3 separate regions of the Homo sapiens genome follow, and all the other regions are linked to region 2. A link is a contact called in ENCODE Hi-C or POLR2A ChIA-PET data. All regions are on one chromosome and are shown on one strand. Each heading gives the region's core, a stretch centred on a gene start or an enhancer-like site at or near the end of the contact. The rest is flanking DNA. Distances are from core to core; before and after follow the strand shown.

The links. A loop is a pair of places that touch in the nucleus more often than their neighbours do. ChIA-PET counts read pairs that join two places held with the same protein, here RNA polymerase II (POLR2A). Pooled maps may share reads with other maps.
Region 1: a loop to region 2 is called in a pooled map, with 5 times the contacts of the local background. The contact joins two enhancer-like sites. A Hi-C loop is called at or near these places in 1 of 168 maps with a recorded cell type or tissue (PC-3) and 2 of 50 pooled maps. POLR2A ChIA-PET finds 5 or more read pairs at or near these places in 1 of 52 experiments (BJ).
Region 3: a loop to region 2 is called in a map of heart right ventricle, with 4 times the contacts of the local background. The contact joins two enhancer-like sites. A Hi-C loop is called at or near these places in 4 of 168 maps with a recorded cell type or tissue (heart right ventricle, left ventricle myocardium inferior, psoas muscle and 1 more) and 2 of 50 pooled maps. POLR2A ChIA-PET finds 5 or more read pairs at or near these places in 1 of 52 experiments (activated B cell).

What each region holds. Positions count from the first base shown.
Region 1 is chr18:55,266,877-55,269,576 of GRCh38, forward strand. The region is part of intron 11 of TCF4 (transcription factor 4); the gene reads right to left. Among named protein-coding and RNA genes, the nearest start is that of LINC01929, 140 kb to the left of the region's middle. RefSeq lists enhancers at 1,385-1,614, 1,665-1,714, 2,326-2,700 and a silencer at 2,075-2,124. Within about 2 kb of position 1,420, at least 4 of the 41 ENCODE cell types and tissues checked have a DNase peak (open chromatin) inside an H3K27ac peak, as active enhancers do.
Region 2 is chr18:56,575,737-56,578,436 of GRCh38, forward strand. No RefSeq gene overlaps it. Among named protein-coding and RNA genes, the nearest start is that of TXNL1, 62 kb to the right of the region's middle. Within about 2 kb of position 1,340, at least 3 of the 41 ENCODE cell types and tissues checked have a DNase peak (open chromatin) inside an H3K27ac peak, as active enhancers do; they include heart right ventricle and left ventricle myocardium inferior, where a contact is called at or near this core.
Region 3 is chr18:55,109,287-55,111,986 of GRCh38, forward strand. The region is part of intron 2 of LINC01929 (long intergenic non-protein coding RNA 1929); the gene reads right to left. Among named protein-coding and RNA genes, the nearest start is that of LINC01929, 14 kb to the right of the region's middle. Within about 2 kb of position 1,410, at least 2 of the 41 ENCODE cell types and tissues checked have a DNase peak (open chromatin) inside an H3K27ac peak, as active enhancers do; they include heart right ventricle and left ventricle myocardium inferior, where a contact is called at or near this core.

The sequences.
Region 1 (2,700 bases), core at 170-2,669, 1.3 Mb before region 2:
CTTCCGAGAGTTCTAGAGCTTGTATCTCACCCCACATGCACTGCGTTGTTCTAGTGTCAGTTCAGGACAACTGCTGACCACCAGAAAGACATATTATAACATGACACTGAGACGAAGGGCAGCAGCCCTCTTCTGAACTGAAAAAGCAGCTTCCTAAGACATCAACACCATGTATGAAAAGACTGCACTGTCTTGCAACTTTTTACCAGGAAAACGTGAAAAATGTGATGTCCATGTGTTAGTGCTCGAACCCCATTCTTAAGGCATTAGTATTGCTTACAGTCATTTTCTACAGAATCGTGTGTAATCTCAAACATGTGTCAGGCTATGTGTTCCCTATTTGCCAATTATTTAATTAGCTCTGTTTGTTCTTTGAGATACAGGCAACGTAATATTTCTTTACTTCCTGCGTTTCAGAATGAGTGAGTATATGCCAAATATTTTCAAAAGTCTGCAGATGTATCCTATTAATCCATACTGTTTGTTAGGGTAGTATCACTAACATCAGAAGAGAAAGCTTCTCTTCTTGTTATACAGACACGCTGCCATCACTGACTTCTACCACACTCAAAAAATCAAACCAAAGCCTAAGAGAACTTAAGTGTGAAAAAACATGGGCCACTCAGACATCACGCAATACTAAGGCTTATTATGCTTAAATTTTCCTCTGCATTTTCACGTACGCAATTGGTGAACATATTATTTTAAAGAAAAACATTCTAGAATGTTCTCCCTTAAAGTAACCTTAAAGTAATATCTGTATCTATGCATAATAATAAAGGTTTGCTCCTCCAAAATGCTGAATTACCATGTCTACCTATTTCCTTAAAGATTATGCATCTTTTTCTCATTCCGCTAGTGGATTTTGACAAGTGCATCCATTATTGTAAAATAATGTATGAAATAAATTTCTAAAAAGCCCTTTTCTGGGTTCTAAAAATCTCATACTTTTGTTTTTAAATTATAGCTCCTTTATTATTGTCAAGACCCTTAAATAAGGCCCTATGGTTTTTAACAAGTTAAGTCTATTCTCAGCATATAGAAGTCACCTATTGCTCCACTCTGGCTAGACCAACAAGTAGATTCTCCTGTTCATCCACAAACTAATGAAGATGACCAGCTAAAACCAAGCAAAACTCATTCCCACTGAGAGCTGTGGCTAAGCTGTCTACAGCTCATGGAGATAACCACCCTATTTCCTGATATGTCCCTTCCAAGTCATAGTGCCTCTCTCTCAAGAGGACTGTTTTGCAAATCAATCAGAAAAAGTTTTTTTTCAAACAGAGCCTAAGTATGTTTTCCTCAACTCAAGGTTCTGCTCCACCTTCATACCTTCCTAAAAAAGAAAATTACTCAAACCACAAGTAGACAGGAAATCTGTCTTGTAAAAGGATGAATGACCGGTCATCCTTCTTTATAACCAGACCTCATGACTGCAGAAAGGGGCTTTCCATTTGTCAAACCACACTGAAGTGAAATATGCTTTTCTCACTCTTTCAGTTCTGCACTGCTTTCTTTCTTCTTGTTTTTCAAATCTGCCAAAACTGCATTGATAGCTAACAAACTTCCCCATGTGACCTCTGTCTGTAGCTCTCCAAGGTCAAACTGATGCAACATATTTGTAGAAGCTTGGTTAGGAAAAGTTAAAAAAAATGGAAACTCTCTCCTCAATTTGCTTCTTAGACAGGATAGCGGAGTGGAGAGGCTGCGAGATAGCTCATCTCAAGTGTGAGATATATTATTGAATACGCAGGGAGGGCATTATTGAGGCAGAAATTATATTTCCAACATTTCAAAACACATCTCTCCTCCAACATCAAAAACTTTCCTACATAAGTGATTCACGCCACTTCCCCAAATTCTACACACTCTCTAAAGAAAACAAGTGCAAAGAGCTAAGAGGACTCAACAGCAGCATTATTCTGTTGCGCCATCTTCTCTCAAAGACATACACTGAGTATTCTCCCCACCGACGCTCTGACAGTGACATTCAGGCCAAGCAAGGAGTTAGTTTGAGCTATAACCGCAGAAAGTGACTACCTGAGAAGTCTGAGGTTTTAATAAGACCCTGGGGCACTAAGCTGTGCTGCTCATCTGAACAACAAGGTGTCAAAGCTGGTTCAGAAGCAGGTAGCTATCTCCCCACCAACTCCACCTCTTCCCTCCAGGGGCAGCTGGACATCCAGCCCAGTTCATTCCTCAAAGTGGGAATACTGACTGGGGAACCACCTATGGAAAAGACTACAGTGAACATCACAAGAAATGAGAGGATGATGGCTCAGTTCATGGGAACAGCATTCTTCTTGGACCTTAACTCATTAGTAAATGTCCTTGGTAAAAATTAATTAATTAATTAATTTAAAAAAGCAGCAAATAATTTCTGGCCAACTGATGCCCACGCATCTCCTCTCTCATAAGTGAACAAATACTTCTTCCCCTCTGAGGGACTCCACAGTGTCACATTCTCCAGGAGATTAACCTCATGTAGTTATTAGCAGTCACCTGAGAATTTCACATTAACCAGTCCTCGGAAGACAGTGGCACATCATGGATAAGAGCCTAGCACAATGACTGGAATTTTGGGAAGTGGTCAATAACTACCATTAAGAGCTATTCTGCTTTGTAGCTCACTAGTCACTGATGGCTCATCTTATGACTTTGTTCACTCTTTTTGAATGTGAGGAACAAGATAGTTTTGGT
Region 2 (2,700 bases), core at 90-2,589:
TCTCTAAACATCAATTGATCATTTCTAGTCTCCCAGAATTACTTTGGTTAATGGATCTCAAAGTCTAAATTCAAACATTGTCACCTAAGCATTGAGGTCCTCCCCTTTTTTGTTCCTCTCACTAGTCTAGTTTTATGAACAATCCTATGAAACCTCGATGACCACACATCTGACAAGCCCATTACTGTTTCAAAAGGAAAGGAAGGTAGGGATCTACAAGCTAATGTCTCCAAAGCAGATCTTAGCACAATTCTGATTCTGCATCCAGCACATGACATTCTCCCTGGAGATAATCCCAATGCCTGCTTAATAGGTTAGAGTCCCAGCGTTTAATATCTGACCGCATTAAGAGTTTTTAACATCTCACTTAAAATTAATCCATAACAGATATTTTTGACATAAAACTCAAAAGGAAATAGCTTCCTACCCAAATTAACTACAAAATCGGGAAAAACTTTAAAAGTTTCTGTATTAGACTGTACACAAGCCTGCCTACTGTATTTAACTGGACTCTTCATGACATCTAGTGGCGAAATCTGGAAAAGTTTCCAGTACTCTAAACGTGGCAGAAGGTGGGAAAACAATTTTTAATCCTATTTGATATTCACTGTTTGAATATTATGTTTTGTGAAATCGTAAACTGAATTCATCTGTCAATCCATTATAATAGTATACTCATTTTTATTTTAGGCATATCTGTGGCTTTATACCTTTTAAATTTGGGCTGACTTTGAAATCAATCACATCTATTTTTTCACGGATGTCAGAAAGAACCACATTGGTTTAGGGGGAGAAAAACATTCTGGATAAGCATAAATAACAACATTTTTAGCTGGAAACACACCACAAAAATGTTTTGCATAACTGTATTCATCTTCAAATGTAGTTTTAAGACTCAATTCCTGTGAAATCTGAGTCATTTATAGCTAACCTTGAATGTATTGTTATTCACAATTAGAAGTAGATAAATTTCACAGGCAGAGAAGCTGACAAGTCTTTAAGACTTCACACTTAGTTTTGCAGGAAGAGCTGAAGTTAATTAGAAGTGATTATACATACATTGCATGTGTGTGTGTATTTGTGTTGTTGCACACAGACACCACGAAGGCCTTGGGAAGGTTGCATTTTTTATGTTTTAAAAATAAACATAATCTCCTTCCCATGTGTTGCTATAAGCCCAGTAAATCTAGGAAGCTCAGCAGGGTTGAACAAGGTCATTTCTCGTCAGGACTCCAAGGGGGAGCAGGAAGCAACCCTGTGCATCAGATGCTGGCATCCTAATCCCTGCTCAGCAAGAGCTTCCCAGGCATGTGGGACAGGTCGTGCCAGCGCCGACACACTGGCAGACCGAGGCTCTGACGCCAGCCACGCTCCGTATCAGCACTGCGGCTCCCTACCTACCGTGCCCCTGGAAGACGAAAATATATCCTCACTCTCACAGTAAAGGCAGGATTCCAACCGAGTCTGCTCACTTCTTGGTTCTGGTAAACAGGAAAGTAGTCATGAAAAGATACATCTAATCACTATCTCAGAATCAGGGAGGCTTTATTGATTTGGTTTTTTGTCGAATTTAAATATATGTTAAATAAATATATAAAGATATGTAAATTATTTTGTTGAATTTAAGATATATATTTAAAACAAATGGATAATTAATGCATATTTAAATTCAACAAAACCCAAAACAAATGAAGAAAAAAATATAGATATATATCTCCATAGATCTTCTGCTACAGAGAAGAAACAGAACATATACCAAAAGACATTATAAACATGTAGGTAAAAACAACTCCAAAATAATATATAAGAAACAGAGAGTGGTGTTTCCCTGTGAGAAAGATCTGGAGACTAGAAGTGAGGGTAGAGATATGGAGATGAGGAAATCATTTTTCTCTGTATACTTATACTCTTTGAAAACTAGCTGTATTACCTAGTAAGAAATATATTTCAGCCGGGCGCAGTGGCTCATGCCTGTAATCCCAGAACTTTGGGAGGCTGAGACAGGTAGATCACTTGAAGTCAGGAGTTTGAGACCAGCCTGGCCAACATGGCAAAATCCTGTCTTTACTAAAATTACAAAAAAATTAGCCAGCTATGGTGGTGTGCACCTGTCATCCCAGCTATCGGGAGGCTGAAGCAGGAGAATTGCTTGAACCCAGGAGGAGGAGGTTCTGGGTAGCCAAGATTGCACCACTGCACTCCAGCCTGGGTGAGAGTGAGACTCTGTCTCAAAAAAAAAAAAAAAAGGTATTTCAATTTTGAAATACCATAAATAATTTGGCCCAAAATTTGTCCTCACCTTGGTGTGAGGTGATATAGGTCTTTGGATATATGATTTTAAAAATTAATAAGGTGACTTCTGTTTTCTGGTTTAGACTATAAGGTGCTTAAAAGTCACCATTCTGGCCAGGCATGGTGGCTCAAACCTGTAATCCCAGCACTTTGGGAGGCCGAGGCGGGCAGATCACCTGAGGTCAGGAGTTCAAGACCAGACTGACCAACGTGGTGAAACCCATCTGTACTAAAAATACAAAAATTAGCTGGTCATGGTGGCACACACCTGTAATCCCAGCTACTAGGGAGGCTGAGGCAGGAGAATCGTTTGGATCAAGGAGGCAGAGGTTGCAGTGAGCCGAGATCACACCATTGCACTCCGGCCTGGGTGACATCTCAGAAAAAAAAAAAAAAAAAAAAAAAAGT
Region 3 (2,700 bases), core at 160-2,659, 1.5 Mb before region 2:
TCAATCTAATCTGAAGATTGGGGATATTCTAAATACAGTTTAAATAGCCTTATATTTCTTATTCTCAGAAAATGGCCAAGATATACTTCTGGGGCTGAATGGCTAGACCTGTTTTCCTATGGGAGGGTATGGGGATTCTAGCCATGTGAGATAGCCCATATTTTCCATCTTGTGTCATGCCAGCACTCAGCAGTTTTTATCCCAGTCTTAGTATAGCCCTGAAATCATGGGAGAATATGAATACAGTGAAGTTCAGATGGAGGGTGGCTCAGAGTAGGTTCCCTGGACTAGAGTCCAGCAACTAAAATCCAACTAGTCAGGCCAATGGCAAATGGGCAGCTCCTGGGCACCACGCAGGTTGCTACAAAGAACTCAGATTGAGTTTAGGAGCTACTCAGAGGAACCTGGAACACAACACTGCATCAGCCTGGAGAACACTTTCAAATGCTGAGAGCTTTCCTTACTCCAAGGGCATGTTTGTGAGCTATACTATCCAACCCCCAACCCCTCATACTTGGAGAGATGTAAATCTGAATGACACTTAAGCTCTTTCTCTCTCGTGGATATAGACTGAGATCTTCTATGGGCAAATCATTTTCTAAAGAGGTATGTCATTTCATAGTTTCTTCCTAGATTTGAGGGGATGATGCTATCAATTGTCCCTTAGCCTTTAGAAGAGAGTAGCCTAAGTTGAAGAGTTGCTTTTGTCATGCTAACCAACAGCCAAAGCAGCAGGAATTGTGTGATTGAGGGGAACTTCAGGCAGCCCAGGAGGTGCAGGAGTTTATATTCTCTCTCTGTGGCCTACTCAAAGGACTTTCTGATACATACACCTCCAGGGGAGTGGATAGAGTTTATCACATAAACTCCTCTAGGGAGGATTACTTAGGTAAGACTGGAAACTCAGAGGATCTGAGTAGGGCCAAAAGCCAGAAACTGGTACTCTGAATTATAATCCAGATGTCCAGTGGGAAATGCAGCTTGGGAGAGACCTGCACAAAAGTCCTCCAGCATTTTTGTAGTTTTTGGATCGTTTACTTTAACAAGCTCTTCCCCCACTGCACTCCCACCTCTACCTTTGTTTGTTCAACCTTTCCTATATTGACTTTAAATTAAAAATAAATTTTACAAAACATAACACAATAGAGATTCGATGGCTAAGTGATCACACAGCATTTGCCCCAAAGAATGAAACAATTAAAATCCCATCAGTCTTGATAACGTTTTGTACCGTGATGCTAGACTTCCTGTTGCTTTGACCTCTCTCCTTCCGGCATCCTGTCCGGGGACAGAAATGACACCACAAACGTTTCCTGTGCCTGTCCTCTCCACTTCTGACCCCTCACTACATCCTCTCTCCATCTATTTGGAGAGCAATGATTTGGTTCCTTTGGAATTCCTCCCAGTTCATATATTTGATGACACTTGTTGCTAATTTGGGATGCCGACAATGCAGGCAAAAGCCCGGGCTGAGCTCATACCAGCCTTTAGCCTCCTACGCCACTAGCATACTGGCAAATTGGAAATGCAATATTCTTAGCTATTTTTGGTCATAATTTGTTGTGGGATCCCTTCTCACTGCAGTCTTCCTGAGTATCCTGGATATCTGAAATAAATTAATATCTTAAACTCTTTTAGATACTTTTTCTGTGCCCACTCATTTTGAAAACACCTCTTGAAGTATCATAAATCAGTGTCCTGCTGTGCAACTGTGGGAAGGGTCCTCTGGACAGAGGCTGAGGTCAAGGACTCCAAGTCTGGGACCAAGGAGCTACCATCTTGCTATTTGCCCTGGTGCCATAGGAGCCTTCCTTTTCTTCCCCAAGCATCTCATGTCTGTAGAATTAAGATGTCAGCCCATAGCATAACAGCCAATGGCCAGCCATGCTTAATGCTGTGGTCTGCAGAGCATTCAGTACATTGTTGCCAGCCAGAAGATATTAAATACAAGTCATGACCATACTACCATAGAATAATAATTAAAAGAAGATGAGTTCTGTTGCCTTCATGGTACTCTCCTCCCCATAATTTAGCAGCTGATGGGATTGGGAAGCCAGGCCAGGTACAGAAATGGGGCCCCAGGTGCTGTCTGCATACCTTCCCTGCACCAGGAGGCCTTGGTTCTGAGCCCTGTGCTGTCTGCCTGCTGGCCAGCTGCCTGTGGACACCCACAGATGCCCCCCTGCTGCTCCAGACACACCACTGGAATCTATTCCCAAACAGCACATGTTGGGTTCACATTTTCATCCTCTTCCTTCTTAAGATGAAATCTCCCATTTTTTCCTCTACTGAGAGACCCTACTAACTTACTTTATCTGAATCCACACCTGAACATGATCACTTACCTTTCAGAAGCCAAAAATTAATTACTGGCCTTGCCCAAATCTGCATATCCAGAGCCTAGAAATGCTAGAAGTATTTTGCAAAGTGCCTGGCACAGAGAAGGCATTGACTATGTGGCTTACTGAAGGGAGGGAAGAGACAGAGACAGGAGAGGGAGTAGGAAAGAGGGAGTGAGAAACATTCTAAAACCCAGAGACATTCTAATGTTAAGCCTTCCTTGGGTCATTCCAAGCCTTTCAAAGAGACCTACATCTAAGAGAAAACTATGATTTTACCACCTTATGTGGTTATGTGCTTTTATGACTATCAAAGATATGGAGATGCCAGGAAGAACAGATTGACAATAGCAGCAACAAA